Linked DNA regions of Homo sapiens: region 2 is linked to region 1. The links are chromatin loops, found by intact Hi-C in ENCODE. Cell type or tissue: PC-3. All regions are shown on one strand. Each heading gives the region's core, and the rest is flanking DNA. Links, peaks and the distances in the headings are about the cores only.

Evidence for each region. Hi-C counts contacts between places; a loop is a spot of excess contacts. Peaks named below come from ENCODE experiments on the same cell type or tissue, not always from the same donor. Only the 100,000 strongest peaks of a DNase experiment are listed, where the experiment ranks them.
Region 2: a loop joins it to region 1, with 2.6 times the contacts of the local background. A loop is called at or near these places in 1 of 110 quality-filtered maps.

The regions. Positions count from the first base shown.
Region 1 is chr1:64,476,457-64,492,726 of GRCh38, reverse strand. All of the region lies in intron 1 of CACHD1 (cache domain containing 1), which reads right to left. Among named protein-coding and RNA genes, the nearest start is that of CACHD1, 14 kb to the right of the region's middle. In PC-3, for the core only: no CTCF peak of the experiment used is centred there; a DNase peak (open chromatin) is centred at 7,846; H3K4me3 peaks cover 387 bases; H3K27ac peaks cover 986 bases.
Region 2 is chr1:64,379,457-64,395,726 of GRCh38, reverse strand. It overlaps LOC105378774 (a long non-coding RNA gene), which reads right to left. Exons shown (of 3, transcript XR_947460.4): 2 at 12,966-13,064; 3 at 12,156-12,407. LOC124904732 (U7 small nuclear RNA) reads left to right here and starts at 11,268; the gene lies at 11,268-11,329. It also overlaps the pseudogene RNU7-62P. In PC-3, for the core only: no CTCF peak of the experiment used is centred there; no DNase peak of the experiment used is centred there.

The DNA.
Region 1 (16,270 bases), core at 6,279-10,278:
ACAAAAATAACTGGACAGGAAGCCCAGGCAGTCCCAGTGGCGGTGCTGTCTTTTACACTGACGTTAACTCTAACGATCAGCGGAGTAACCGCACAGCGCTGCTGGGCACCTGGAGCTTATTGTTTCCGTGTGGCATATGATGAAGTATCAGAACGGGGAGGAGTATATCTCCAAGAAGGAATGTGATGAGCAGAAAAACTCATCCTGTGAGATTGGCCTAGAGAGATCTGAAGCCAGGAGCCATTTGGTCTTGTCCAATGGCATTAATGTACCCACAGACAAAGGCCAAAGGGGACATGGAGGCCAGAGCTGCTGGTCAACGGCTTGTTTTAAGAAAACAATAGGGGGACCCAACTCCATGCTATCAGAATAAAGGCCATCCTTCCCCGTATTTTTCTCAAGTTATACAAGTGCCGTTATTCTTCAAGCAACAAAGAATTCCACTAGCCTTTTGCTAAGGATAAAACATTTCCAAAATATAAGTTGTTTAAACTGCAGGTATAGAATAATTTCTTCAACTGTCTTCTTTTTCCCAAATGAATAATGCTACCTAGATGAAAACAATTTTTTTCTTCACCTTTTATTCCAAATTTCTTTTTTTAAAAAAAGCTTCCATCTTTTAAAATTCAAACAGAAATACTGAGGGAAGTTCCAGTTTCAAACCATCTTTTGTCAAGAAAAAAAACTAGTGAAAGGTACTTTCAGGAAATCAAGTACAGTATATGATTTCAACACAGCAAAGCTAGTGTCTCACTGTTAATTTTTATTAATAAAAAAAAAACAAAAAACAAACAAACAAAAAAAACCGCTGGGTGCAGTGGCTCACACTTGTAATCCCAGTACTTTGGGAGGCTGAGGTAGGAGGACTGCTTGAGTCCAGGAGTCTGAGACTAGCCTGGGCAAGACAGTAAGACCCTGGCTCTACAAAAAACAAAATTTTTAATTAGCTGGACATGGTGGTGCATGCCTGTAGTCCCAGCTACTCAGGAGGCTGAGGCAGGAGGATCACTTATGCATGAGAGGTCAAGGCTGCAGTGAGCCAAGCTGGGCAACAGAGGGTGATATGGTTTGAGTCTGTGTCCCCACCCAAGTCTCACATCAAATTGTAATTCTCATGTGTCAGGGGAGGGTCCTGGAGGGAGGTGACTGAATCATGGGGGTGGATTTCCCCCCTGCTTTTCTTGTGATAGTGAGTTCTTGAGTTCTCATGAGATCTGATGGTATAAAAGTGTGGCACTTCCCCCCTTGCTCTTCTTTCTCTCTCCTGCCACCATGTATAAGGCATGCCTTGCTTCCCCTTTGCCTTCCACCATGATTGTAAGTTTCCTGAGGCCTCCCCAGCCATGCAGAACTGTGAGTCAATTAAACTTGTTTTCTTTATAAATTATCCAGTCTCAGATAATTATTTATAGCAGTGTGAAAACAGAGTAAAACAGAGGGAGATCATTTCTTTAAAAAAAAAAAAAGAGAGAGAGAGAGAGGAAGCAGTCCTTGAAGAAAGGTACTGCTTTTCCCAGTGCTTTGGGTTAGTTACTATATACAGGGACCCTGGCATTCATGGACTGCATGTTTATAGTTTGGACCATTTGAGAGCAACCCCTGACCAAATTTAAGCAGGGTAACAAATTCTAGACATTATTAATATTAGTCATATCATACTGGTCTCTCGATTTTAGACAGGTTCAATTATTTATTTACTTTTTCAAAATTATTTAAGCAAAGATTTTTCTAGATTTTTATCTTTTAATTTTTACATGAGAACCCCACAGGATGGGGGGTTTTCTGAAAATTAAAGGGCAAGAGTTTTCAGTCCATGTTTGGAGAGAGAAAATGTTGCTCTGCATCTATGTTCCCACCAGCATTTGCTGACTTCCCTGAGAATAAAAGGTTATAACTGAAAAAGCATGATACAAAGTACTTTTATATAAATTCTTGCTTTTGGTCTTCACTACAACCTTTGAGGTAGGGTAAAATCCCTATTTTACAGATCAAGAAATTGAGGCTTGCTGAAGCCAAGTCACTCTGCCTTTGCACGACTCCTTTGTAATTGTTCTTAAAAGGCAAGCTATTTTTGAAACTCACTGAAGGGAGAACATGACATTAGCAAGGCATTGCACCACCCACAAAGTACATTCTCTCCCCTCAGATGTCTGAAGGGTACACACATCTTCTGAGAAGACAGAAACTCATCAGCTTGAGGAGAAAATGCCAAGTTTAAAGTGAGGCTTGTTAGAGAAGAAGCTATCACAGTTTATTAAATTAGCTTTCTCTCCCAGTGAGTGTTTGATGTAAATGGCAAGGGTTCGAAGGTCAAACAGGAAGAAGTATGTGCTTTAATTTCTCCCCCCTAGAGGTGCATGAATGTTTTCTATTAACGAAAACCCTGTAGCCAACAAATCCTAGGCTTGGATCAAACAGCCCTCCATCTTTTAAGTTATAACATCACAAGGAGACATTTCAAGAGGAAACCATGCCCAGTCAGACCTGCAGTACCAGAGAGAGGGCTGCTTCTGCCCTTTGGGAATTTGAAAAATATCTTCCTTTTTGCTGAAAATGCTTAGTGACAGACAAAAATATCCCCAAATAGTTATTCCTGATCGGTGGACAGGGGCGACATTGAAAGTGGGCAGGGGCTGAGATGGAGCTATTTGTACCTCTGGCCAAGGGAATTAGGTAACTTTGTACAACTCCCTTTGGCTAAGGCAATTAGGAATGGACATTCTGTCATCCAGCTTGGTCCACTGGGGTATGTATAAGTTAGGTAATAATAGCCAGTACTTAACTTGTGCTTAGCATGGTATGCAGTGCATAGTAAATGCTCAATAAATAGGAACTAATAATATTATAACACTTCCCCTTTTCCTCATCCTTAATAACAGGAGATTCATCCTCCTCATCTATCATCCCCACACACCCAGGACTCTTCCTGGCTGCTCAAATCTAGAAGTGAGGAGTAGAGTATAAAATTCTGAAGACTTAGCATTATGTATCCTCACATGAAGAAAAAGCAAACACTTCCTGAGACCTCTGGCATCAGGCATTGTGCTAGATATTCTTACAAACCTCATCTCATTTAACTCTACAACGACGGTGGAAACAGCCCTGATTTTTACAGTAAGAAACCTGAGGTTCAGAAGGATAGCAAAAGAGCTTGGATTAAAATCCCATTTCTCCTAAACAGGCTTTTGTGAGTTGGCCTGAGAGCGGGGTCTGCTTTTATAACCCCTCTATGTGAATGTTGTTCCAGACAACAGACTCTGAAACGAGCTTTGAAATCCAGACTCTTTGTAAACTGGGGATTCCTGGAATCATCCATATCTCTCGCCTCCTTTGGGGAAGGTCTCTGCACTACTTAAAAATGGCTTTTAGTTTGGAGGACTCACTCCTTCTTCAAAATCACATCCACAAAGCCCACAAAGGTAAGCATTCCTGGGAGATTGGAAAATGGAAAAAGTCTCAGGGCAACTGGCAGCTCAGTTATAAGACGGAAATAAAAAACCAAGTTGAAGGTTTATAGAAAACACACAGAGGAAGAATGAAGCATAGTAATTGTTTACAGGCCACTCGTGGGCTGTCTAAAAATGCCATAAATAAGAAATACAGCTTGGGACAGACTAGCTTAAAAAGAGTTAATCCCTGAAACACAATCCTCCAGGGAACATGACCCATGGGCATCCATCAAGCAAAAATCTCCACCATTGCTTATGAACAATCTCCCATGATTTCCCAGAGCTGACCCTCATCCCCTGCTGTTCCCAGCTTGCTTACTAACTAATCCCCCAGTAGAATGTTCACTCCAGGAAAGCAGGGCTGTATTTGGTTGACTTTTCTATCCTAGGTATCTACCAGAGTACCTGGCTAGTAACAGACTTTAAATATATGTTAAATAATTATTTAGTTTCTTATTTATTTAATTTTCCTGGTTAAATTGTTTCAACATGAGAATCATTTCTAATGTTTTAAAGGTGTTCTACAGTGATGTGAATGCTTTGAGGAAAAAGACATTTATAGAATTCTAATGTGATGATAAAAGTAAGAATAGCTCAATGTTTATCTACACAATTTTGATCTCAGTCTTGTAACTAAGAGAACCAGTGTATGAAAGTCAAATTCTAACGAAATGGAAGATACTTGAATTCACTGGATAAGACACACAGCTTGGCAGGCTGTATGCACAATGTGTATTGAAAGAAAGAATAATGGAGGAACATACTGTTATGTTAGTAGACCTCCCACCTCTTCATTCAATGTCAGACATTTTGGAAAATAGTACCACAATACTCTCACTTCAATAATTTATGAGCAAAAAACACTAAATGAAAATTCAACAAGAAATTTACCAGGTTACATGCAAGTCCTATATAATCTTGATTTGCATCAAATAGAAGACAAATTTTTATGAGGAAGATAAACTCAAAAAGGATGTTTTCATACTTCACCTCAATAATATTTTACTATGTCATAATGAGATTCTCTGTACAATGAATTCTCTATAACTGTCCCGAATAGATTTTAATTTTTTGGGAACTAGAAACCTCTCAAAAATCATTTATAAAAATCATGTATTTTAGTTTCACTAATTAGATGAAACAATTGCAGGCTGTTTAAAAACCACATCCAAAAGTACCAATTCTCTTTGTAACTTTTCTCAGTATCATCATAGAACAGACACAGCCAACCAGAAATTAGAGATGGACAAACAGAGATTGGTCAAAGAATTGAAACTTACAAAACATAAATCATAAAAGCATCTACCACCAGCTACTTAAAAACCCAGTTCTATCTATAAAACATATTATATTTTGAAGCTGTATCTGTAGTAATATGTTTGTAAAATGTAAACCCCACCAGCATGGACAATTCCAAACCACAATCACATCACCTCACAAAAAGTTGAAATTATATTCAAATACATAAAGTATTAGAATTGCCTTCTAAACTAATTGATTTGAATTCTTCTACTAACCAAATGAATTAAGCAGTTCCTGGCACTATGGTTGACGTAACACCACCATGCATTTCCTTTGTTTCATGTCTGTCTTGAAATTAGGTATGGCAGGTGCTAAGTAGATAATCAGTTACATTTTTTTTTTAAAAAAGGAGGTCCAGCATAACCAAGACACTAGCCAAAATGATCAAAATCATTCCCTGTAGTCTACTGCCAGTGGAATGGTAACAGTGATAATTGTAGTAAATATTGGTGTCACCTCTCTGCTATCCAAATCACTGGATTGTGTAGGTCATAAAATGTGAGTAGAATCAACCCAGCTCTAGGAGCTTTGGGCTCTAGGAGTAGGTCCTGATTGGCATAAACTAATGTAATCCCATTCTCTTGTATTCCACTAAGGTCCAATCAGAGTGAGCCCAAGGCATCCTTCAAAGCCTGGGGGGAGAAAGGTGCCCTCTTCTACTGAATGTACTCATTTTACTACAGGCAAAACCAGCCTGAGGATAAACTGACAGCCAGGGGGTGACAGAGCCAAGAGAGTAAGAGAAAAAAATGGAACCAGCCAGAGGGATCCTTCTAAGCAAAAGCCAACTCCCTTGCTCTTGTGCCTAAAACCCTCCAGTGGCTTCCCATTTCAGCCAGAACAAAATCCAAACTTGTTCTCCACAGTGATCCTATCCTCGCTCATCTTCCTTTATTCCCACCTTTCTTCAGTGCCTTCTTTCAGCCCTTCACACACACTGATCTCCTTCCCTCCACAGGTCTCTGTATGCTTTATTCCTTACTCCAGGTCCTCCTAGGCTGCTACCAATCATCATTCATGCCTCCACTCAAATATCAGCACCCCCAAGAAGCCTTCTTTGAACTCCATGTTAACCTACTTTATGTCCTTCACAGAACTGGTCAGGGTCCAACATTACATGTACTTAGCATTTACATGTTTAAATATTTATCTCCCTCTTATAAGAATGTAAGCTCCTTAAAGGCAGGGACTCTGTTCTATCCATCAGTGTGCTCCCAGCTCCCAAAGCTGTGCTTGTGCATAACAGAAGTTCAATCTACAGTTTCTTGCAGATTGACTAACTAAACCCAAGATTCTACACAGGCCACATTGACCCAAAAATCCTAAATAATGCTTTGTTTTTAGCTGAAAACAAGAACTGCAAAACTCACAGCTCTCTTGAAGATTTCTATACACCCTGGATTACACTTTATTATTTCTAATCCTGGATGTCATTATTATTTAAATAATAAAAGCAAATTTCCTTTGAGAACAATGTCACTCGAAAGAAAATCAATTTGTAGTAGCAGAACTTAGTCCACATCCGGAAGATAAAAAACACATCTGAATACGTGTGTGTGTGTATGTGTGTGTGTGTATGTGTATGTGTGTGTGTGTGTGTGTGTGTATGTGTGTGTGTGTGTGTGCGCGCGCTCTCAAAACTTGACAATAAATGAATATGTGAAAACTTTTTTGGTTATGGAAATGTTATAAAACCAGATAGTGGTGCTCATTGCATAATGCTACAAATTTAATAAAAATCATTAAATTATTTAAAAATCGATAATAAACAGCCCAATTTAAAATTAGCAAAGGTTTTGATATTTCACCAAAAAAGATATACTAATGGCAAATAGGCACATGAAAAAATGCTCAGCATCATTGTTCATTAGAGAAATATTCACTAAAACAACAATGAGATACCATTTCACACATTTTACAATGACTTATATTAAAATGACAGATTCTACCAAGTTGTGGTGAGGCTGTGGAGCAACCAGGACTTTCATACATTGCTGGTGGGAATACAAACTAATATAGCCCCTTTGGAAAATAGACTGGCAGTTTCTTATAAAGTTTAACATACACTTAACATATGGCACAGTAATCCCACCCCTAGAAATATGAAAACTTACATTCAACCCAAAACTACTATTAAACCCTGAATGTTTAATAGTAGATTTGAAACATCAAAAAACTCCCAGCCTAGGCAACATGGTGAAACCCTATCTCTACAAAAAATACAAAAATTAGCCAGGCATGATGGTGCATGTCTGTGGTCACAGCCACTCAAGAGGCTGAGATGGGAGGATCACTTGAGTCCAGGAGGTGGAGGCTACAGTGAGCTGTGATCATGCTACTGCACTCCAGCCTGGGTGACAGAGCAAGACCCTGTCTCAAAACAAAACAAAACAAAAAACTACAAAAACTCAAATGTTCTTTAATTAGTGAATGGGTAAGCAAACTGTGGCATATCTGTACAACAGAATGGTACTCAGCAATAAATAGGAATTAACTACTGATACATACAACATGGATGAATCTCAAATGCACTGTGTTAAATGAAAGATGCCAGACTCAAAATGCACACCATAATGTTTCCATTTATCCTCTTCTGGAAAAGGCAAAACTATAGATATGGAGAATATATCGATGGTTTCCAGGAGTTTCAGGTGGGGAAAGGACTGACTATAAAGGAGCAGCATCAGATAATTTTGGGGGGTGATGATACTGTTGTATATCTTGACTGTGGTGTTGGTTACATGACTGCATTTTCAAAATTCATGAAACTTCAACAAAAAGTGTATATTTTCACTCCCATTAGGATAGCTACTGTAAAACAAATAAACCAAACAAACAAAAAACAAGTATTGGTAAGGAGGGGAAGAAATTAGAACCCTTGTGCATTGCTGGTGGGAAAGTAAAATGGTACACCCACTATGGAAAACAGTACGGCAGTTTCTCGGACAAACAGAATTACCATATGATCTAGCAATTTCATTTCTGGGCACATGCTCAAAAGAACTGAAAGCAGACCCAAACAGATATTTGTACACTCATGTTTGTAGTAGCATTATTCACAGTAGCCAAAAGGTGGAAGCAAGCCAAGTGTCCATTGATGGATGAATGGATAAACAAAATGTGGCACATATACACAATGGAATATTATTCAGCCTTAGAAAGAAAGGAAATTCTGACACATGCTACGCATGGATGAACCTTGAAGACATTATGCCAAGTGAAGTCAGTCACAGAAGGACAAATGTTGTTTAATTCCACTTTTATGAGGTACCTAGAGTAGCCAAATTCAGAGAGATAGAAAGTAGAACAGTGATTGCCAGGAACTGGCGAGAGGGAGGAATGGGGCATTATTGTTCAATGGTACAGAGTTTGGGAAGATGAAAAAGTTCTAGAGATGGATGGTGATGATGGTTACACGACAATATGAAAAGTATTTAATGCCACAGAACTGTACACTTTTGGCCACGCCTAAAAGAGCTACTGGGAAATATACCTGAATTGAAGAGGAATAAGAACCCAAATTCCTCCCTTCACATCACCCTTCTGCTTGTATGCTGTCAGCCGCCTGGCTTTCTTTCAGTTCTTAAACTACACCAAGGTCCTGTCTCTCAAGACCTCTACAAAGCCTCTTCCTTCTGTTGGAATGCTAGACCCCCTAAACCGCTCCCCTGGTTGGCTCCTCCTCCTTCTGCCAAGTCCCCTCCCAACCTCTCCGTTGATTGGTTCCTCCTTCTACTAGGCCCCCAGCCCCTCCCCTGATTGGCTCCTCCTTTCCATCACTGCTTCAGATTCCCTTTTAGAGTTGTCGCTCCCGCTAACCCTTGTCCAATAATGATTTATGGGGTACTTCTAAGTGCCAAGCACCATTCTACAGGAATATAGCATTGAACAATACAGTGCTTACCTGTGAGAGGTTAGGGGGCATGACGAACACTAAAAGAAACAGGGTAGGAAACAATGAGGAAGGGCAAGGGACGGTGCTGTTTCAAAGAGGGTTGGCAAGGATACTTCTTGCTGTTCCCAAGCAAGAGGAGCAGCAAGTTCAAAGGTTCTGGGTCAGGAATGTGCTTGGAGTGCTGAAAGAACAGAGTTATATGCAAGGGGGGGGGGGAAGGTAAAAGATAAGGTCACAAAGGTGGCAGGGGCCAGATCACATACAGCTGTGAAGGCCACCAGTAATTCAGGATTTTACTGAGTCAGATGAGAACCTTTAGGGAGTTTTAAGCAGAGGTATGACATCTGACTTGCATTTCTAAAAGATCTCCTTGGCACTTTTTTTTTTTTTTTTTTTTTTGGTAGAGACAGGGTCTCACCATGTTGCCTACACTGGTCTTGAACTCCTGGCCTCAAGGGGTCCTGCCACCTCGGCCTCCCAAAGTGCTGGGATTACCAAAGTGAGCCACCACACCCAGCCCAGCCTGCCCTTGGTACTCTTTCTAAAGGCCCCATGTTTCCTTCAAAACATTACTCAAAATTTACAATGTATATTTATAAGATTATTTGTTTAATGTCTATTTCCCCTAGCAGGCTGCATATTTCATAAGAGTAGGAACCAAGTCTCTTTGTGACAACATAAACTCAAATCCAAGCATAATACCTGGCACATAGTCTGTGTTCAATAAAGATTTGTGAAATGAATTAACTAATGAAGTCTAACCTCTAGGATAAAGCAGCTTCAAGTATATAGTTTGCAAGTACACAATCATTTTTGTATGTTTTACATTCCTAAATGTAGCCCAACTTTCTCTAGGTGAATATATTAAACATTAGAACCAACTAATACTTAGAGTCTACTTAGAGTCCTAATGTGCTTGATACTGTAGCAGATACTTCTACTCACCTGAAACATTCTTAATCTTTAGTAGCAGATAAAGACCCTAGACATTTCCTGGTAATTCTAAAGTAATGAAATGGACACATTAAACACAGTAGTAAAAGCTAAATTTGTAACAGTAACTACTAAAAAGTTACAAAGTCTACCATTTAAGGGCTGCTGGGCAATGTCTGTGGTCTAGACATTTTTTGAGTCCTCATGATGTGACACAGACAGGGGTAACCATACCAGGACTACGCAGATGAGTAAGTCTGTGTTCTTTCCTGCAAGAGCTCATGCTCTAATAAGTAATCTCCAGGATGTTTTACTGCTTGTAACTCTTGCCTACATTTGTTATCTGAATATGTGCAAATAATGTATTTGCCTCTTTTATGGTCATCTGAAATTATACTATCTCAAGTTTAAAACACTCCTAACAAATGTGTTTGGTTCATAATTAGCACACAGGCTAACCCCCCTGAAGACTACAGAAGTGGCAAATTTCCCCTTTTCATAAATGGTTCAGTGAAGCCAATTCTGGATCAAATAGCCAAGACTGCAACAGAAAACAAACAAACAAACCCAATCTATGTTCTCCAGGTTTTCCCCCAAAACCACTCAGGGCAGCAACAACAGCAGCAACAACTCTGTGACTAACAGTCCCCTAGAAAGGGAGCAGAAAAAGCGGCAAAAAGCACTGGCTGTCTCCTGCAGTGGCCAAGGGCAACTCTTGTTCAGGCACCACCAAGCAAAGTTATGGAAACCAACCCATTTCAGCACATCCTGTCTTTGGGCTGTCATGAGAAATATAGGCTTTAGAGAGAGCCAATCAATTAAAGCGGATTGTGTTAGAACAAAGAAGGCCAGTATTCTGGCAGAGGCACACGGAGTAATCCAAGTGGGGAAAAAAAAAATCCCATGAAGTTTCATGTGAGTTAGCAAATGATAGAGGATGGACAAGAAACCCAACAGGTCTTTCTACACCTCTAGTCCCTTAGAAATGAATGCAATGATCACAGAAAAACTCTTAAAATATTTAAATACACAGACATATGCTACCAGTAATACAGACATGAAAATATCCTGAAACCATTTATAAATATTATACATTTATATCAGAGATGATATACTTCCAATTTTCTTCTTCAAATATCTTTTAATGGTAATATACAGCACAGTAATTGCCATGGGTTCACGGCTTCTCTGTAATATATTTTTTCCTATATAGAATCCTTACCTTATTTTCAAGTGACATGGAAATAAAACTACTGTAAGCTGGTTAAATTTTTATATATAGAGTCAAGCAGACTGATGAATCTATATTTCAGCATATTTATAGATCATTAATTTCCAGCAATTTGTTTTTTGAATTAAGATTTTATTTAAAAGAAAGCAAGAAAAGTTGGCCACCATATACTAGACTCAGTTTCTGTTTTTCCTTAACATAAGCCTTATCAGCTCTGCCACAGCTGAAGTGATTCCAAATTGCTTTATGACACACTTGGATTTTCTCCTGCTAATAATTCCTCCTTCCTGCCCATGACTGGCAGGCTTCTTCCACACTGCAGTAATGTGGGACAGCTAATTATCTACCAATCCACCTTGCTATTCCATACTTGGCGACTTTTATCTGCACAGGACAGCTGCACTCTCTGCGTTTGAAGTAAAATGTCAGTCTCTGCTAATGCAACAAGACTTACATCCCTAATGATGTGTCCACACTTTGAAGAAACAACTCAAAGCCTAATTAAAAATTCAGATTCATTTTCACTGGTTTGCCAATTTTCACCGTCCTTCCACCAGGGCCTTGAATATCTTTAAAAATACTCCATGCAAAAATAAAATAAAATGAAAATCCAAGGGGAAGCAAGAAAAAAAAATGCTGCCGTCTTGGGCTTTGACTGCATCTTTATAATAACTGTTATGGTTGGAAGAGAACCAAGACATTATCATGTACAAGATAAGAATTTACTCCCCTGGCTTCCACTCTACAATTACAATAAAGCATACTATATCCAGAGAAATATGGACCATAAGCTACTTTTTACATTCCCCACTCTGGTGTTTAGGTGTTGGAACTTTTCAAACTGTAATTAACTCTGAAATCATTTGACTGTGCAAATCTGAAGTAGAGAAAGCTACCTTTGAACTCAGAAAAAAAGAGGGCAAGGTAAAGAAACATTTAAATGACATTTAGTTTGTTCCATCATCAAATTAAATGAATGATTCCTCCAAAGTAGTAATCCTACTGCAATTTTCACCCAAAAAAAAAAAAAGGGAGAGAGAGAGAAAGAAACAACTTCATATCCCCTTAATGACTAGGGAGAGAGATGTAGGTCATAAAATCCAATTTCAAAATAGAACTTTACCTGAAAATTACAGGTGGAATTTTCTTCTGTGGCTTTTACATAAACAAACACAAAACAAAGTCATTCCTCCTCTAAAGTATTTTTAAATAACTTACCTTTTCAGTAAAAAAAAAAATAAAAAAATAAAAATTGTTTGGATGGTACTGGTTCGCAATGATAGTTATTGACCACTTACCTTTGCACTTAAAAAAAAAATCTAACAACATTCTAGTAAGTCTAAGAATTTTTTAACTTTCTTCACTGGCTCACTGACTTCTAGGTATTTAACAACTTAAAAATCTAGTCAGCTGTCAAATGAGACCATCAGCTTTAAGTTTACAGCCATTAAATCATTAAGCCAAACTTTCTTTTCAAAAGAGGAATGTATACTACTATGTCAAGTTTTCTTTTTCATTCTAAGAGAAAAATGCGGAAAAAAAAGGGGCCCCCACAGTATAATATCACGAAAAGGGTCAAAAAACAAGAGTCTAAAACCAAAACATGAGTTCTGAATCTGTCACTTACTACTGGTGTGCTCTCCAGAGAGCCACTTCCTCGCTGGGCCTCAGTTTCTGTAAAATGAACATTTGTAAAACAAGCAGGGCAGATTTGACTGTCTCTCTGGTCCATCCCTGTTCTCATAGCAGCCAGTGATCTGTAGATCTGAGAGGTCAGGGAGAAATGGCAGGCCTGATAAGCCTGGATTTGCACAACTCCACAGGAGGGACCACACTGGGCAGCCAGCCTGTCTTTGGAGCAGAAGCAGGGAGTCCACCTTGCAGGCTCCAACTGGACTTGGGGAGGCAGAATCCAGAAATGTAGCAGGCCTTGGCAACTGGTGACTGCTGAAGTGTCTGAGTCTGAAGTCACTTTGGCTGAGTTTTCTAGGTTCTAAGCTTTCTCCAGATTTTTGTTTCTTCTCCTCAGAGCACACCACCTCCAAATACAAGGAACTTGGGCACAAGCAGCAGCTAGTTCCCAACTCAAACACTGATAAGCTACTGCCAGCCATATTGAAATAGAGGGGAGAACCTATTTAAGAAGTAGGCAAGCAAAGGGAGAAAAACAGCATACTGGCCACATGCTTTGAGCCCCAATCCAGTCCTGCCCAAAGATCTACCCCAGACACTTCAACCGCATAGGGTGGTAGCTTCCTTTCTTGCCAGTGTGAGTTGAGTGTTCTGCTGCCCGCAGAACAAGTCTTTACTGACATGAAGGATCCAAGAAACAGCCCCCAGCTTGACCTCTGCCTATTTCTCCCACCTCTATTTATGCCCTTTCTTCCCACTAGTTCTCTAAACTCCAAAACCATAATGCCATCTTTCCACTCATCAAAGGTGCTATGCTTTTCCTCAAAAAGGAGCCTTCTGGGAGGTCCACTCTTTCACTAACCAACTCCTAATTCATTCCACTTTCTTAGGGAGGCCTGCCAGAATCCCTCTGTGCCCTTAAATAGGTTAACATCCCTGACACTTTCTCCAAGCATCCTGAACCTCCTCTCATAACATTCATTACATCAGAAATTAACTGATGGGTAGGTATCTCAAACCTAACATAGTGCCTGGCACCAAGTAAACATTCATCTGTGTTGAAGTCATTATGATGACAAGCTCATATCTCAAAGCAATCCATTCTAGAACTCTTCTATCAGAAAGTTCTCCTTTGTATCACAAAGAAATTGGCTTCCCCATAACCTGCACACAAGCACTGCATTTTCTTTTTGTAACCCGCTGAATAATTCTAACCCAGACACTGCAAATTGGTGGCCTTTGGCCCTATCCAGCCTGCAGACATGTTTGGTTTGGCCCACATAGTGTGTTTTTCTTTTTTTTTTTTTTTAAACTGAATTAGTTGCCAAAAATTTAAAGATATTTTATGGAAAAAACAGACACCCAGCTTCTCATAAAAAACAAAGTCATGTGACAACATTGGACCCACATGGCTACTGGGCAACAGAGTAACTGAGTGGTCCTGCCCCCCTTCACCCTTGGCACATGTCCTCCAGCTTGCAACATCCAGCACCACTCCCTGCTTACCTACACCTGGTCCACTTCATTCATTGTGTTGAACTGACCTCTAGAAACATGAATTCGATATAGCAACCCTGGGTGTACTCTAGATCCCATATTTTAGCGTTTATTTCTATATTGTCTTGAGCCATCCAAGTTGGTTTAGCCTCTCTGGATAGGACAGAGCTCTGGGGTCTTAGGGGGAGGCACTGGATGTCCTGTATCACTCTCAGCCTCCCTGCAATAAGGAATCCAGTGAATATTTGCTGACAGACTGATCAGAAGACATTATATATTAGTCCAGCTCTTCCTCTTCAATCTGCCTCTCTTCTCTCCCAGTTACAGCTATCTCGCTTAGTCCTTTTCTGACTCTTGTCTCTTCTGGAAGGGGGAGAGAACAGGGACAAGCAGTAGATGCAGTTCATATTGCAGTAGTCCAATGTGTGTGCCTAGACTATATGCCAGCCTTTAAGAAAAACAAGGACCCTCCCAGTCTTGTGGAGAAAGCCAGGCATGAAATCAAGGGCCAGACAGCACAATTAGGGACAGACCCAGAGGAGCTTCCCCAAAGAAGCTTGGCATTACAACTGGAAGGCTGGGGAATTTGCTGGGCAAAGGTATTAACTAATTTGTAAAAATCTAGGAGAGTCACCAATGGTTTTATTCAGGCACATCATTGTTAAAAAATGTAGCCTAAACAACCTCCAAAATATTTATATTTATTTGTGAATTGTAAATTTTATATACTAGTGTACCAATATATTATACATATTATAAAACATTACAAATATAGAAATTAAATAAGGATACAATAAACATGTCATAGATGAAATTATGTGATATTTGGAATTTGCTTCAAAATAATCTGGGGGGGCCGGGCGCGGTGGCTCACGCCTGTAATCCCAGCACTTTGGGAGGCCGAGGCGGGTGGATCACGAGGTCAGGAGATCGAGACCATCCTGGCTAACAAGGTGAAACCCCGTCTCTACTAAAAATACAAAAAATTAGCCGGGCGCGGTGGCAGGCGCCTGTAGTCCCAGCTACTCGGGAGGCTGAGGCAGGAGAATGGCATGAACCCGGGAAGCAGAGCTTGCAGTGAGCCGAAATTGTGCCACTGCAGTCCGCAGTCCGGCCTGGGCGACAGAGCGAGACTCCGTCTCAAAAAAAAAAATAAAATAAAATAATAATAATAATAATAATAATAATAATAATAATAATAATCTGGGGGGAAGAGCAAGTGGAGGCAGAGGTAGAGATGAAACCAGCCTGACCATCAATTAATAACTGTCTAAGCTGGGTGAGAGGTATGTGGATATTCATATGCTATTTTATTTACTTTTGTATATGTTTTTAAATCTTTGTAGTTTAAAACTAAAGAAATAACTATGACTAGCCAGGTCTAGCATTTTCTTCAGAAAGCCCCAAGCATGGCTTTGCACCACATCCAAAGGTCCGTGAACCATATCTTAAAAACCTGGGGGCAGAGGATTGACCATATTGAAATCTGCAGGTCTACAAATTAGATTTCAGTTTCATTCAGGCTTAGGAGCTACATGTTTACCACCTTCCCGGTTCTGTGCCCTGGCACTAAATGAACTGCTCTCATATTTACATTTCTGTTTATTGACTGCTCCTACCTTAGGCCCTGAGCTAGACACTTGGTTATCCTTTAAAATATATTTACTCCCATTAGCTACATGAAATACAAAGACACTAAAGTTCAGAGTGATTTAATAACATGACAGAAGTTACACAGTTAATAACTAACTGGCTGAGTCAAAATTCTTGTCCCTGTTGTCCCTTCATATTTTGACTTTCAATAAATTCTTACTCCAAGGTCCAAGCATATCTAAAATAAATCCCACTCCATCTAATACCAAAATTCCAGAGTTCTGCAAGGTTCCTGCCTGCTCATCCACTTAAGCTCAAGGAAGGAACTCCTCAAGCAGCAACCAGAAATAGCAGCAACATGTTACTAAGTGTAAAACCATCTCCTCTCCCTCCCCCAAGCCCTTCCAGACTCAAGTACTATTGGCAGGAAAAACATAATAAGCACAAGGAATAAGGCCAGCAAAGATAGGCATTAGTGAGAAGGAAGTCCAGGAAGTGCTAAGCACAACAGAGACAGTTTATCAGAAGTCATTCAACATGCTTTTTCTTGGGCTCATTCCTGACAAGTTCAACTCAGAGTCATCCGTCAATGGACAGTTTTCTTCTATTCTAAATATCCATTTTCAAAAGAAAGCAACACAGCAGTTTTTCCACTAAGGCTTATATGGTACACAAGGCGTAGAATCAAATCACATTATTTGCATATACAGGTGATTTTTCCTTCGAAAATATTCTATA
Region 2 (16,270 bases), core at 5,945-9,944, 97 kb after region 1:
ATAAGTCTGTGATTGACTAGAATATTCTACTGGTTCTGCTTTGGCTCACTCATGCAGATATAGACAACTAAGCAGGGGTGAGTTGGTCTCACTCAAATGTCCAGGGCCTCATCTAGGATGGGTGGAATGGCGGGGGTGCCTGGGACTATATCTTCATGTTGCCTTTCATATGGGACTTCTTCACAGCATGGTTGTTTCAGGGTTTCAAGAGGGTGAGCATGGAAGTCTCAATATATTGCTTCTGTTGAGTTCTATTGGTCAGTATCAGGCCACAAGCCCAGCCAAGATATAAGAGGTGAGAGATAGACTCCACTTCTTGATGAGATGACGTGCAAAGAATTTCTGGCCAATTTTAGTCTAGTACAGTGATAATGATCACTTTTTAAAAATTCAAGCAATACAGAGGAGCAAAAGAGGAAAGCTGTAAATCACCCCAAATTTCATCATCCAAAAATAAGTAATGTTAACATTTGATGAATGTCATTATTTAAGATCTATCTATATGCATATATGTAAGAAGATGGATGGATGGAATGACGGTTGGACAAGTGACTAGGTAGCCAGAAAGTAATAACCTTTAAGAGGGGAGAGTCATTTATTTTCTTACCTACATGTTACAGTTTTAGCCAAGATGGATTGACTACTTGCTAAGAAAGATGCGGAAATGAGCTCTCTTATAATTTTTCTTACCCTTCCTCCCCATCTGTAGATTTATTTTAACCTAGTCAGAGTTTGCAAATTTACTTTTTTGTTTTGTAGTCATAATCCTTCTGGTTGTTTAAACATTATTCTTTATTTAAATGATTACAATGATCATAGGTGCCTCTTCTACTGTGGCTCCTGCATTTGGTGGATTTTCGAGTCATGTGCTGTATCCCTTAAGTACTTCTGAGCTTTAGAACATGGAAGTACTTCTATGTTGCCCTTATCCTTGAATCATCATTTGGCTGGGTATAATATTTTTTCTTTCCCACAGAACATTAGAGACATCATCCCATTGTCTTCTAGCATTCAGTGCTGCTAGCCATAAAGTAGGATGATGTGTTTTTTTTTTTCCTCGTTTGTAGACCCTCCACACTGGGGCAGGGTGGAGACTGGGGGGATGTCCAAATTCACAGGGAATTCTAGAATTTTTATGATTTCACCTGGAATTGTTTTTATATAACTTGGTCTGTATCAGTTTTTTTAGGGATTCAATAGAATTAAATTTAATTTTTTCTTTATTTCAGGAAACATGTATTGCATTATATTCCTGACTATTTTTAATGTTTTATTTGACAGGTTCTATTATCATTATCTCAATTATTATCATGTCAGATCTTCATTATCTTTCATATCTATCATTTTCTTCTAGTTACCTTAATCTCTTTGCCTTGTTCTTTTACATTCATGTTGATGATTTAAAGTGTTTTAATATTACATTAATTTTCTTTTTACTTTTTCTCTTGTTGGGTTTCTAATGGTATGATTTGGTTTCTTAATCTGTCTACTTAGCTTTGCATTTTCTTCATTTTTTATTGTGTGTCATATTGTCACTGAACTCTTCTTTTATTAAACTCATAGTCTTATCAAATCCTTTGCTGACATAAAGCACTATGGCACGTTTATTCACGTTGCTTGTGCTATATTTTCTCAAGAATGCTACATATGTTTTTCTCTTTTGCATGATATAGTCTGTCTTTCTTTCTTTTCTTTCTTTCTCTCTTTCTTTCTTTCTTTCCTTTCTTTCTTTTCTTTCCTTTCTTTCTTTTTCTTTCTTCTTTCTTTTTCTTTTTTTTTGTGATGTCATGTATTTACATACTTACCATGCTCTTTCTCTCTTTCTTTACATTTGTACTTTGTCACTCTTCCCATCTTCTCTAATGCCAGTTTCTTTCATTTCTCTGAGCCATAGTATGAGGACTAGGTTTTGCATTCCATCCACTTTGCTGAGGCCTAAAGGCTCAGGAATCTGGGAGTACTAGATTTTCGTAGGGATTGATTATAGCCCTTCTGTGGGACCTAAGCTCTCTTTTTTTCTGGGATCCCATTAATTCTTCTATACTAGGGTCTCCTTCACCCTGTTAGAGATGTAACCCATTTCAGTGTCCTTTTGAACAATTCTGCAAAAACAGCACAATCTCTGACAAATAAAATCCTGGTGGCCTTGCCCAACCCATTAATGTCCTAAAGTCATGTCAAAATAGTGGAAATAGAATAATATAAACCCCACTTTGGGAAGGAAAATATGAAATTAGAAATAGAAGGTCTGTCTTCAAGAGTGATAATAGCCTGATTTTTTTTTCATACTTGTAGAATCAAGAATTTACAATGAAGAATTCTCTTTAAGAATCAAATCAGCTTTGAGAGAGAATTCTGTAGCAAATTACTTACATAAAATGTCTTTGCTTATAAAGGTACTGTGCTATAAATTGCCTTTTCTGTGCTGATAAGAAAGCTGAAGACTCTGGAATGTTTAATATCCAGGTTGCAAAACAAAATAACTCACATGGCGACTGGTCATGTTGAGGCAAAGCTCTACAGTAACATGAAAATTAACCATGTATGTTTTTTAATCACAAATAACAAAGATTTCCCATTGATTTTCTTGATATTTAATATATAACTATAAGGACTTTTTGTTGTCAAGTTATTTTTCTAGAGTTCTCATTACTCCTGTGATACATAATCCCTTAGCCTCAATGTTTGAATAGACTTCAAGATTTTGAGAAATCTTTTATATAATTACACAAAGTCATAAAGTATGGCTAGTGAAAAAGGTAACGATGGTTCACAAAATATACATATTATTAATTATTTCAGATGTAAATACATTTGCAATGAATTCATTATGCTTTGTTTACCTCTGTTTTGTCATAGCTTTCCAGGTCTTGTTTTCAAACACTAAAAATATCTCAGAATATTTTCTTGTGTTGAAACATTAATTTACTCAGCTGATTCTCTCGGAGTAGTGGTTTATAACAAGCTTGTTAAAAGTGTTTTTGACAGTTTCTAAACCTAACCCCAACATGAATCCAAGATGGATCAAAACAGACAGAATGTTTGAAGAGAGAAAAAATGTCACAACAAAGATAGCTTTGATTCTTCTATAATTAAATAGTGCTATGGATTGAATTAAACACACACTATCCTAGGCTGAAGTTGAGCTGATTTCTTGTGCTTCAAAATCAGCCAGAACCCACTATCTGAGAAAAAGAAATGAATAAATGATGTTGGTAAAGAAATAGTTAATTCTTTGTCAGCAAATGGGCTTGCCTATCCTTGAGATAAATTGAGCCACATGAAGGTTGTACTTCTGTCATAAAATGTGTGTGTGTGTGTGTGTGTGTGTGTATTCTAGTAGAAGTGAATTTTTAATCAGATTAAACTGTCTGAATAGGTAGTCAGTGTGTGAATTCCCCGCCCCCACCTTTTCTTATGCTAATGAAGATGTGGTGTCAGTCACTCTTGGCTTGTGTTCCTGCTAGGCAGTTATGAGTAGTGCGACCTTGGACAGGTTATTTAACCTCTTTTGAGCCTGGGTGTTCTCAACTGTAAATGTGTGGTAGTGAGAAATAAAGGAGTTAATATGTATAATAAAAATGCTAGGCATTTTGTAATATGTATGATTGCTATACTACTGCTGAGTTTCTAGCATATTTTGAAGACATAGGTAATGGCTAGAAGTTGGCAAGGCTCAGGGGTCTGCACATATAAATAAGACATGGACCCTGCCTCAATGAGCTTACCATCTGAAAGGTAAGAGAGCAATGGTGACTAGCAGCTAAGAGAACACATGACAGTCACCTGTAAAAATGGCAAACTTGTTTACCCAGGTCAATGGCTTATACTCATGGCCAAAGGATCTTCTTGAAATAATAACTATTCTCTCTTCCATGAATAATTTACATAATGATAAAAGACTACTAGATGTGACAAAATGGTAAGAGAAGAAGGTGAACACAAAGAGCACATATTGAGGACATAGCAGAGTGGTGGTAAAAGCCAAGATAATTGACATTAACTGGGTGAACATTGACTTCGTTCTTTGCAGAGTATATTTGTGAGACTTTGGGCAAATGACATTCTCTTTGGACTTCAGCTTTCTAAAATAATGCTAATGGGGGTTGGAAGGGAGGTGGGATGGTTAATGGGTAGAAAAAATAGAAAGAAGAATAAGACTTAGTATTTGGTAGCACAACTGGGTGACTATATTCATAATAATTCAATTGTACATTTTAAAACAACTAAAATCATATAATTGGATTGTTTGTAACACAAAAGATAAATGCTTAAGGGGATGGATATCCCATTTTCCATGATGTGATTATTATGCATTGCATGCCTGTATCAAAATGTCTCATGTGACCCACAAATATATACCCACAAAAGTTAACAATTTAGAAAAATAATAAAAATTAAAAAATAAAGTAATGATAACAAAAAGCTTTTACTGAGTGCTTCCTGTGTGCCAAGCATCAGGAGAACCCTCAAGCTGCCTTATTAGATAGGTACTATTATTTTCCCTATTTTACATCTGAGAAAATGGAAGCTCAAGGAGGTTAAGTAACTTGCCTAAAATCACACAGCCAGCAAATATTTCTGCTGTTACTTTCATGGAGGCAGCATGACTCCCAAATCTGTGTTCCTAATCCAAAAAACATAAACTTGAAGATTTCTTTCCCTTTAAATTTCATGTTCTGAATGCAGTGAAAATGCAATTGGCTCAATGATTTTTAATAATGGGAATAGTTTTGGAAATTTTGTTGACCTAAACAAAAATGAGTCTAAACAGTGGAATGTTTAAACCAGAGTCTCTTCTCCTGGTTTCTGTCCCCTCTGAACTTGGAACCATACTGTTGTCAGGATGGGATCTCAGCATGGGTAACTTTGCCTTCAGGTACTTTAAACAATGATTTCTGCTAATTATGTTCATCTGGATTCTCCTAGGCACTAAATTCCTCCCATAGGAAAAATTTACTTTCTTCTTAAGGTTGTTGAATTACTCATTAGTTCCCTGGCACAAAAATTTACTGAATGATAACCGGATGACTTTCACAGTCATGTTTTGTTGTTATTTAGACCATCATTAATAGAATGTTTCTTCCTAGAGAGTATTTTAAACATATCCTTATAAAAGTCCCATTGAGTAGATATTATTAATATTGTCTCTATTTTCAACTGAGCCCCAGGGAGGCTGATTAACAAAGATGACTGAGGTCACAGCTGCTCCCTAAGGAAATTTACATTTCTGGAAAATAGTTAAGAGTTGCCGCTAGACTTTCAGTTATGCCAACTGCTCTATCTAACCTCCTTCTGCTATGACCCCTCCCCACTGTTGTCTGTATTAAAGGACATAGGAAGTACAGGTATATCTGTGATGTCCTATTTGATAGCTTTTCCAGAAATGTGAAGGAAGTAGATAGGTGATGTAAACTCTCACATAGACCTGCATGCACAAACAAGAACAAAAGGGCCATTAAGTGAGGGAGTGGGGAAATAGAGTTAAGAATTTAAGGCTGGGCACAGTGGCTCACGCCTGTAATCCCAGCACTTTGGGAGGCCAAGGTGGCGGATCACGAGGTCAGGAGATTGAGACCATCCTGGCTAACACGGTGAAACCCTGTCTCTACTAAAAATACAAAAAATTAGCCAGGCGTGGTGGTGGGTGCCTGTAGTCCCAGCTACTTGGGAGGCAGAGACAGGAGAATGGCGTGAACCCAGGAGATGGAACTTGCAGTGAGCCGAGATCGCGCCACTGCACTCCAGCCTGGGCGACAGAGAGAGACTCTGTCTCAAAAAAAAAAAAAAAAAAAAGAGAATTTAATGAGAATACAGTTCAAACTATTTGACTCCTTATAGACTAAATAGGCAGTTGATTAAAATAATATTCATTTCAACCAATTGATCTGGACTTTTTGTAGACTGTTGAAGTCTCATGAAAACATAAAACAAGATTGTTGCACTTTTAAAAGTCTCTATCAGACTTCCTTCAGGCTCTAGGCTCATGATAATGATTGGAATAAAACTGGTTTTGACCACAATGAGATATCATCTCACACCAGTTAGAATGGCAATCATTAAAAAGTCAGGAAACAACAGGTGCTGGAGAGGATGTGGAGAAATAGGAAGGCTTTTACACTGTTGGTGGGACTGTAAACTAGTTCAACCATTGTGGAAGACAGTGTGGCAATTCTTCAGGGATCTAGAACTAGAAATACCATTTGACCCAGCCATCCCATTACTGGGTATATACCCAAAGGAATATAAATCATGCTGCTGCAAAGACACAGGCACACATATGTTTATTGCGGCACTACTCACAATAGCAAAGATTTGGAACCAACCCAAATGTCCAACAATGATAGACTGGATTAAGAAAATGTGGCACATATACACCATGGAATACTATGCAGCCATAAAAAATGATGAGCTTATGTCTTTTGTAGGGACGTGGATGAAGCTGGAAACCATCATTCTCAGCAAACTATTGCAAGGACAAAAAACCAAACACCACATGTTCTCACTCACGGGTGGGAATTGAACAATGAGAACACTTGGACACAGGAAGGGGAACATCACACACCAGGGCCTGTTGTGGGGTGTGGGGAGCGGGGAGGGATAGCATTAGGAGGTACACCTAACGTAAATGACAAGTTAATGGATGCAGCACACCGGCATGGCACATGTATACATATGTAACAAACCTGCACATTGTGCACATGTACCCTAGAACTTAAAGTATAATAAAAACAAACAAAAACAAACAAACAAACAAAAAACAAAAAAAACTGGTTTTGAATGGAGCTCCTGCTAAACAGATGAATGGTGGGAGCTGGAAAGTTACTGAAGGACAGCCAGCTTTTTCTGCAAAACCACACAGCAATACACAAAGCCATAATGGTAAAAATTGCGTACATCTGAGAAGAAGGTATAAACTAACATGTTATGGGGAAATGAAGAGGGCTTGGGAGAGAGAGGAGGGTCGGAGATTAAAAGAACTCCAGGGATGGAGCCAGAACCCAAAAGAAACCAAAGAAAAAATAAAAGTAAATGCTAAACAGCTCCCCTTACAAATGACTTTCACATGCATGGTAAGAAGTGAACTAAAAGAAAACAAAACCAAGAGATATAATAGACACATTATGTAACAAGGATTACTAAGGAGGGGCTAAAACAAGAAACAGACTTGGAATAATTTGGATATGGAAAGTTTATGCAAGAGATAGACACAACAGGCTAGGGGGAATTATGCCAACATGGGTCAAGGCGGATATTGTGTCTGAAGGGAGAAAGAATGTCACATAATAAATAAGTTGGCAGTGGGACAAAATATGTTTGGATGGAAATAAAAGATAAAAGGAAACTAAGACTAATAGGAAATTATTATAGACCATCTGGGTCAGATAAAAAGGCAGCTCAGAATGTTTATGCAGATAAGGATGCCCAAGAAAAATACAGTATGGTCTGGGATAGTAACATTAATATCATATTACAGCAAAGTGATATATTGGTTACATTTCTGGAGAAGACAATGGAATTGATTACAGTCTAGTTTTGCAAATCTTTTGGAGGTCAGAAACCTAGAAAATGGCTAACAGAGAAGGATTCAGAACAGTTCAGGGCAGGCTGTCACCAGACAGACATCCATCCCTAACATTCAGTGGTGTCAGAGAAGACTTGATTATCTCACTCTTCCTGTCACACCACCACCCTGGTGACCTGCTGCAATTTGATGTTCTCTATTGACCCTGCCCTCATCATCTCAAAGACTTCTTCCTGCTCCAGACCCTCTCGCTCCTACTCCCTTCTTCAAGTCCAGCTCTTAAATTCATGCAGCACGGTGCCCTCATAAAAACATAATTGGCCTATCCCAGCAGCTTCTGGCCATTTGCCTGGTCACAGGGCTTTGGTCTGGAGGTTGTAGCCAGACAGCCTTGGAAAATGGGAACCAAAAAGAGACAATAGCTGAGATTTTGGCCCACTTACTCCTGGACCCTTGAACTGCAGTAGCAATGACAACAGCATCAAGCAAACTGTATTGTTTTTGTGTGCAGTGACAACCTTACTGACTGCCAGACAAGGTGGCCAGAATTTTGAAAACTTTAACAGCAGGGCTGTTACAGGCATACCTTGGAGATACTTCCAGTTCAGTTTCAGAACACTGCAGGAAAGTGCATATTGTAATAAAGTGAGTCACAAGAATTTTTGGTTTCCCAGTGCATATAAAAGTTATGTTTACATAATACTGTAGTATATTAACTGTGAAATAGCATTATGTCTAAAAAACAATATATATCCCTTAATTTTAAAATACTTTATTGCTAAAAAATGCTAATGACCATCTGAGCCTTCAGTGAGTTGCAATCTTTTTCTGGTGGAGGGTCTTGCCTTGATGTTGATGGCTGCTGAATGATCAGGGTGGTGGCGGCTGAAGGATGGGATAGCTGTGACAATTTATTAAAATAATACAGCAATTCAGTTTGCCAGATCAAATGACTTTCCCTTTCGTGAAAGATTTCTCTGTAGCATGTGATGCTGTTTGATAGCGTTTTACCCTCAGTGCGACTTCTTCCAAAATTGGAGTCAGTCCTCTTAAACCCTAATGCTGCTTTATCAACTAAGTTTACGTAATATTCTAAATCCCTTGTTGTCATTGCACCAATGTTTATAGCATCTTCACCAGGAGTAGATTCCATCTCAAGAGACCACTTGCTTTGCACATCCATAGGGAGCAACTCCTCATCTGTTCAAGCTTTTTTTTTCTTAGATGGAGTCTCACTCTGTCACCCAGGCTGGAGTGCAGTGGCACGATCTCGGCTCACTGTAACCTTGCCTCCCGGGTTCAAGCAATTCTCCTGCCTCAGCCTCCTGAGTAGCTGGGATTACAGGCATCTGCCACCATGCCCGGCTAATTTTTGTGTTTTTGTATTTTTAGTAGAGACGGGGTTTCACCATGTTGGCCAGGCTGGATCTCGCACTCCTGACCTCAGGTGATCCACCTGCCTCAGCCTCCCAAAGTGCTGGGATTACAGGTGTGAGCAAGTTTTATCATGAGATTACAACAGTTTAGCCCCATCTTCAAGCTCCACATTTCTTTTGCTATGTTCACCACATCTACAATTACTTCCTCCATGGAAGTCTTGAGCCTCTCAAAGTCATCCGTGAGGGCTGGAATCAGCTTCTTTCAAACTCCTGTTAATGTTCACATTTTGACCTCCTCCCATGAATCCTAAATGTTCTTAACGGCATCAAGAATGGTCAATCGCCACGAAATACTATGCAGCCATAAAAAGGAACAAGATCATGCTCTTTGCAGGGGCATGGATGGAGGTGGAGGTCATTATCCTTAGCAAACTAACATAGGAACAGAAAACCAAACATTGGGCCGGCTGCAGTGGCTCACGCCTGTAATCCCAGCACTTTAGGAGGTAGAGGTGGGCGGATCTCGAGGTCAGGAGATCGAGACCATCCTGGCTAACATGGTGAAACCCCATCTCTACTAAAAATACAAAAAATTAGCCGGGCATGGTGGCAGGCGCCTGTAGTCCCAGCTACTCGGGAGGCTGAGGCAGGAGAATGGCATGAACCTAGGAGGTGGAGCTTGCAGTGAGTCGAGATTGTGCCACTGCACTCCAGCCTGGGCAACAGAGCAAGACTCCATCTTAAAAAAAAAAAAAAAAAAAAAAAAAAGAAAGAAAGAAAACCAAACACTGCATGTTCTCACTTATAAATGGGAGCTGAATGATGAGAACCCATGGGAGGTACAACACACACTGGGGCCCTTTGCGGGTGGGGAGGGAGAGCATCAGGAAGAATAGCTAGTGGATGCTGGGCTTAATACCTAGGTGATGGAATGATCTGTGCAGCAAACAAATGTGGCAAATGTTTACCTATGTAACAAATCTGCGCATCCTGCTCATTACCCCTGAACTTAAAATAAAAGCTGAAGATTTTAAAAAAAAAGAAGTGAGTAAGGAGCCCCCATGGCTGGCTAGATCCGTTCCAAACCTGTCAGGGGTAGCTTCCCAGAGATGGGCATGCACATTAGAGAGAAAAAGTATTCTTAAAATGACCCCATATGGTAATTAGCTATTCAAGGGTCATGCATATGGACTACATATCATGCATGTACTTAAAATTATGGGATAGAGGCAATACATAAGTGCACAAGGGCCAAAGTAATGAAGCAACCCACCTATCAATCAAAAGACAGAACTGGCTAGAGATTAGACAGCTAGGGAAGAGAAGAGAAAAAAAAAAACGTATAAAAAGACACAAGCTACACCAGACTGGGCTGATCTCATTTTGCAGAGGTGAGTTCACAGTTCACTCTCCCCTTTGAGAGTGTAATACTGTGTGTAATAAACTTTTGCTGCTTTGCTTTGGGAAAAAAAAAAAAGGAATGGCGAATGCTTTGGTTTTAATTTACTTTGTCCATCAGCGGAATCACTATGACAGCTACAACCTTATGAAGTGAATTTCTTAAATAATAAGACTTGCAAGTAAAACGTACTTCTTGGTCTATAGGCTGCAGAATGGACGTTGTGTTAGTGGGCATAAAAACATTAGGTCAGGCACGGTGACTCACGCCCGTAATCCCAGCACTTTGGAAAGCTGAGGCAGGTGGATCACCTGATGTCAGGAGTTTGAGACTAGCCTGTCCAACATGGCGAAACCCTGTCTCTACTAAAAACACACAAATTAGTCAGGTGTGGTAGCATGCACATGTAATCCCAGCTACTTGGGGGGCTGAGGCAAGACGATTGCTTGAACCTGGGAGGTGGAGGTTGCAGTGAGCCGAGATTGTACCACTACACTCCTGCCTGGGTGACAGAGTGAGACTGTCTCCAAAAACACAAAAACAGCATTAATCTTCTTGCATATCTCCATCAGAACTCTTGGCTGACCAGGTGCATTGCCAATGGTCAGTAATATTTTGAAATAAATCTTTTTTCTTTTTAACTGTAGGTCTCAACAGTGGGCTTAAAATATTCATTAAACCATACCATAAACAGATGTGCTATCATCCAGGCTTTGCTGTTCCATTTCTAGAGCACAGGCAGAGTAGATTTAGCATAATTCTGAAGGGCTCTAGGATTTTCAGAATGGCAAATGAGCACTGATTTCAATTTAAAGTCACCAGCTGCATTAGCCTCTAACAAGAGAGTCAGCCTGTCCTTTGAAGCTGTGAAGCCAGGCATGGACTTTTCCTCTTTAGCTATGAAAATCCTAGATGACATCTTCTTTCAATAGAAGACTGCTTTGCCTACCCTGAAAATCTTTGTTAGTGTTATAGCTCTTTTAGAATTTGTCTAGCAGGTTTTCTGGTTTTCATCCAAAAACCCCCATGAAGGGGGGGAAAAAAAGAGGAAAATCTGTTTAGTGTAGCCACCTTCATCAATGACCTTAGCTAGATCTTCAAGACAACTTGTTGCAGTTTTTACAATAGCACTTGCTACTTCACCTTTTCTGTCATGGAAATGGCTTCTTTCTTCTAACCTCATGAACCAACCTCTGCTAGCTTCAAGCTTCTTCTGCAGCTTCCTCACCTCTCTCAGCCTTCATAGAATTGAAGAGAGTTAGGCCCTTGCTCTAGATTAGGCTTTGGCTTAAGGGAATGTTGTGGCTGGTTTGATCTTCTACCCAGACCACTCAAACTTTCTCTATATCAGCAATTATGCTGTTTCTCTTTCTTATCATTCACGTGTTCACTGAAGTAGCACTTTTAATTTCATTCAAGATCTTTTTCTTTGCATTCACAAGTTGGCTGCTAGATGCAAGAGGCCTAGCTTTCAGCCTATCTCAGCTTTTGACACGCCTTTCTCACAAAGCTTAATCATTTCTAGTTTTTGATTTAAAATGAGAGATGAGGCCAGGCATGGTAGTTCATGCCTGTAATCCCAGCATTTTGAGAGGCTGAAGCAGGTGGATCACTCGAGGTTCGGAGTTTGAGATCAGCCTGGCCAATGTGGTGAAATCCTCTCTACTAAAAATACAAAAATTAGCCTGGCATGGTGGCGGGTGCCAGATACTCAGGAGGCTGAGGCAGGAGAATCGCTTGAACTGGGGAGGCGGAGGTTGCAGTGAGCCAAGGTCGTGCCACTGCACTCCAGCTTGGGTGACAGAGCGAGACTCTTTGTCTCAAAAAATAAATAAATAAATAAATAATAAAATGAGGGATGTGTGGCTCTTTCACTTGAATGCTTAGAGGCCATTGTAGGTTATTAATTGGCCTAATTTCAATATTTTTGTATCTTAGGTAATAGGGAGGCCTGAGGAAAGGAAGAAAGAGGGGGAAGTCGGTCGGTGGATCAGTCAGAACCCATCCAGCATTGATCAGTTAAGTTCACCATCTTATATAGGTGTGGTCTATGCTGCCCAAAACAATTACCACAGAAACATCGGAGATCGTTGATCACAGATCACTGTAACAGATATAATAATAATGAACAAGTTTGAAATATCGTGAGAATTGCCAAAATATGACAGAGACATGAATTGAGTATATGTTGTTGGAAAAATGGTGCCAATAGACCCGCTCAGCGCAGCGTTGCCACAAACCTTTAATTTGTAAAGAAATGCAGTATCTGTGAATTGCAATATAATGAAGCGCAATAAAGCGGAGCACAATTAATATGGTGTGCCTGTGGGTCCTCACTTCATTTCACCTTCTCATCTGGGTTCAGAGCCCTCTTCTTTCACTGCACATATCATTGCTGTGTTATAGATGAAGAGGGCTGCATCCCACTCTGGATTTCAACTCCCCGAGGATCGAGATTGAGTTGCTTATGGCCCTCTTGCCAGAGATTAGCATCCTGTCTAGTAATTATGGATGTTCAGTTATGATATAGAGTGAATAGAATAATTAGGGAGTAACTGGAAGGAATCAAGTTTTAAATATAAGATTTCTGTTATAATGGCAATAGGGGAGATAATTTGCCAAAAAGGCTGGTGGAGTGGGAGTGGATGGCAAGGGATGGTACCTGTCTGGTGTCCTTCAATTCAATCTGGAATTCCCTCCGCTTCTTACATGAAGACCAGTCCCAGGCATGCTGTTCTGATCCAAGAGTTAAAAGTACATCCTATGAAGATTTGAAAGATAAATGATTCCGGCATGGATGCCCCTTGTCTATTTTTCTTGTCACTTCTATGAAAATGTCAAGTTACCTGGGAATCAACTCCTCTGGGCCCCCTATAACACCTAATGATTTTGAATGGAATCTTGTAGAATATTTATGTCTTAAAAAAATAGAGCGAACGAGCCTAGGCAACATGGCAAAACCCTGTCTCTACAAAAAAAACAAAAATTAGCTGGGCATGGTGGTGCACACTTGTAGTCCTAGCCACTCAGGAGGCTGAGGTGAGAGGATCGCTTGAGTCCAGGAATTTGAGGTTGCAGTGAGCCATGATCACACCACTGCACTCCAGTCTGGACAACAGAGCCATATCCTTTCTCAATAATAATAATAATAATAATACATAAAATAGAATAAATGTATTGCAATGATCTCAGCCTCATTAATAACATGTTCTAACCTAGTAGTTCCCAAACAGCTATATTAGAATCATCTAGGGAGTTTAAAAAGGAAAAAAACCAAAACAGATTCCTGGTTCCAACCCTGGCTTTATGAAGTCAAACTTTCTATATGGTATCAAGGAATCTATGTTTTAAATCATTAGGTGTTTCCAAAGAATACTTTGATTTAGAAACTACTTCTTTGATCAAATTAATTTCTTAAACAAATAAAGGGCCACTTATTTGGTTTGTGAATGTCTCCAATGAACATCTGTACTATTTTTAGAGACAATAAAAGTCACAGAAGACAGGTAGAGTTAGTAACTAATTAGTAACTACAGTTCTTTTAAATGATAATTTTTTCTCTTATGTGGGCAATTACCAAATAAAATTCATTACTATTTAGCTATATCTCCATTTAGCCTGTATAATAATAATGATCTATTAGTTTGTCTTTCAATAGTGCTTATTAGTGGGTTCGATATATATAGGTCAGTGTGTCGAACAAATTACCCTCAGAAGCAATTATCAGTTCTTTATGTTCTTGCTTAAGGAATTGTTGGATATGACTGGTGTGATTGAGGGATGTGAAATAGAGGTGATGAAGGAGCTTCTTCAAGATTCCAGGAAATTCAGAAAGGAAGAGAATACGGACTGTTTTGAAGTTGATTCTAACAAACCATTTGCCTGCAGTTGAAAGGTTTTGCTATATTTTTTTGAGTAAATAACTGTGATTTGGAAAGGGACACAGTAAAAAAGATTTTAAAATCTCCACCTTCAATGAGTTTTCTGTTTCTTCTGGGAGATAAGTTATGCAGCCATAATTTAAGGTAAAACACAATGTGCTATAGCAGAAGTAAAACCAAAAGTGTTCTAAAAAGGTGAAATTAGCTTAGAACTATGCTAAAAAGACTAATGACGTGCTATCAGAGAGCAAAACACATTATGAAATTACAGTAAATAAGTGTTTGTGGTATCTGTACAAAAATTAGACAGATAGGACAGGAAGAGTCCATAAAGACTGTATTCTATACAATCATTTAAGAATAAAAGAGATAAATCAGTGGTGAAAGAACAGTTTATTCAACAAATAGTTATTAAAACATTGCAAAGCAGATTTAGATCAGAATGAATTAGATTTTTCTGTCGTATCATCACTAAGATCTAATTATTAAAAGTGATAATACTCAATATTAGCAAGAGTATAGTGAGATAAATACTCTCTTATACAGCTACTGGGGATACAAATTAGACTAATCTCTCTGGAAAGCATTTTGTAATATGAATTAATACATTTTAAAATATTCACAATCTTTTAATAGTTCCACTTATATGCATACACATACACATATGTATGTATATCTATGTACATGTATGTGTTCACAGATATACATATATACACACATATCCCTAAGATTGTGAAATTTCAGTTAAATTCATTTATAAAATGGTCACTATAGTGTTATTTATGATGGTAATAAAATTAGAAAATTCATAGTTGATTAGGACAATTATTAAGTAAATTGTATTACTTCAACACAGTGGAATAGGTCTGTTAAAAGTTATCTGTTGGCAGTTTTTTATTGATATGTTCGATAAAAAAGGTAGGATACTATCACCTCAGTATTCAAAACATAGAAAACCAACCAGCTGGAAATATATATTCCAAAATGTTCATCTTGCTGTTTTGGAATTATGGGATTATGGGTGTGCCCCTCCTCTTTCCAAATTTTCTGCAATCTACATTTTAGAGTAGTTTCTTGACATTCACAGGTGATGTATCTGAAACAGTTGCTAATCCTCAAATGTGAATACTTTCACTTTCTCAGACTTTAGTTCTGTCTATTGCAGCACTGTCTCTTTATCATCAGCACTGTCAGTTGGATTTCTTCTCACACAGAATATTTTTGTTACATCCTTAAAGCTACTATATACTTGGTAATGAGAAGAGAACAACAGAGCCACATTGAGCTCAGATTCTGGTCTTGCGGTCAGCTAGCAGTAATAGCAGTAGAGAGCAAATACTTCCCTTTCTAAATGTCCCCTTCCACGACATTCAATTAATAACAATAACAATAAAAAGAATTATTTGATATGGACAATTGACATTCTCTGATTCTAATATAAAGAATGAATACATGTATCTTAAGAAAATGTTGCTATTTTTCTTGATCAAAGTTAACGTAATGTTGGCCAAGCAAGCCCTAAAAGCCAGATTGTATCCTCTAAGTCCCTCCTATAGAGAAATGTAGGAGGCACCGCTCTGCCAGCCTCACTCATCAATAAGCCATTCTGGTTTTGCACCATCTGCAAAGAATTCATGATCAAATTCACATCAAAGCAAAATTACCAACTACCAGGTCATAGAACTTAGGTCTTTTTCTTGAGTAATTAAACTGAGGAACAGTAAGTTTATTATGCCAAAGTCTATGTTAAAATTCAAAGGTAAGGGAGAGCAATGGAAAGAGAAAAAAGAAATTAATTTGATGTGGGATGGTGCAAGTACGATTTTCATTAAGTATTCACAGGTGCAAATGTAATTTTATTTCTCTACGACTAAAAGTAACTATATCCTCAGTCTTCCCCAGCCCCAGCCCCACAAATTCTTAATCTGAAAACAAAACTTTCAAAATTATTAACAGAAGGTGGATTGATAATACAAAGACTCTATCATGGCAATATTCTTTCTTCCTGTGGTAAATCTGAAAGGTTAGTTTTGTTTGATCCAAGTTGTTCCTGATTTTTTTTTAAAAGTGGCATATGACTTAGGTG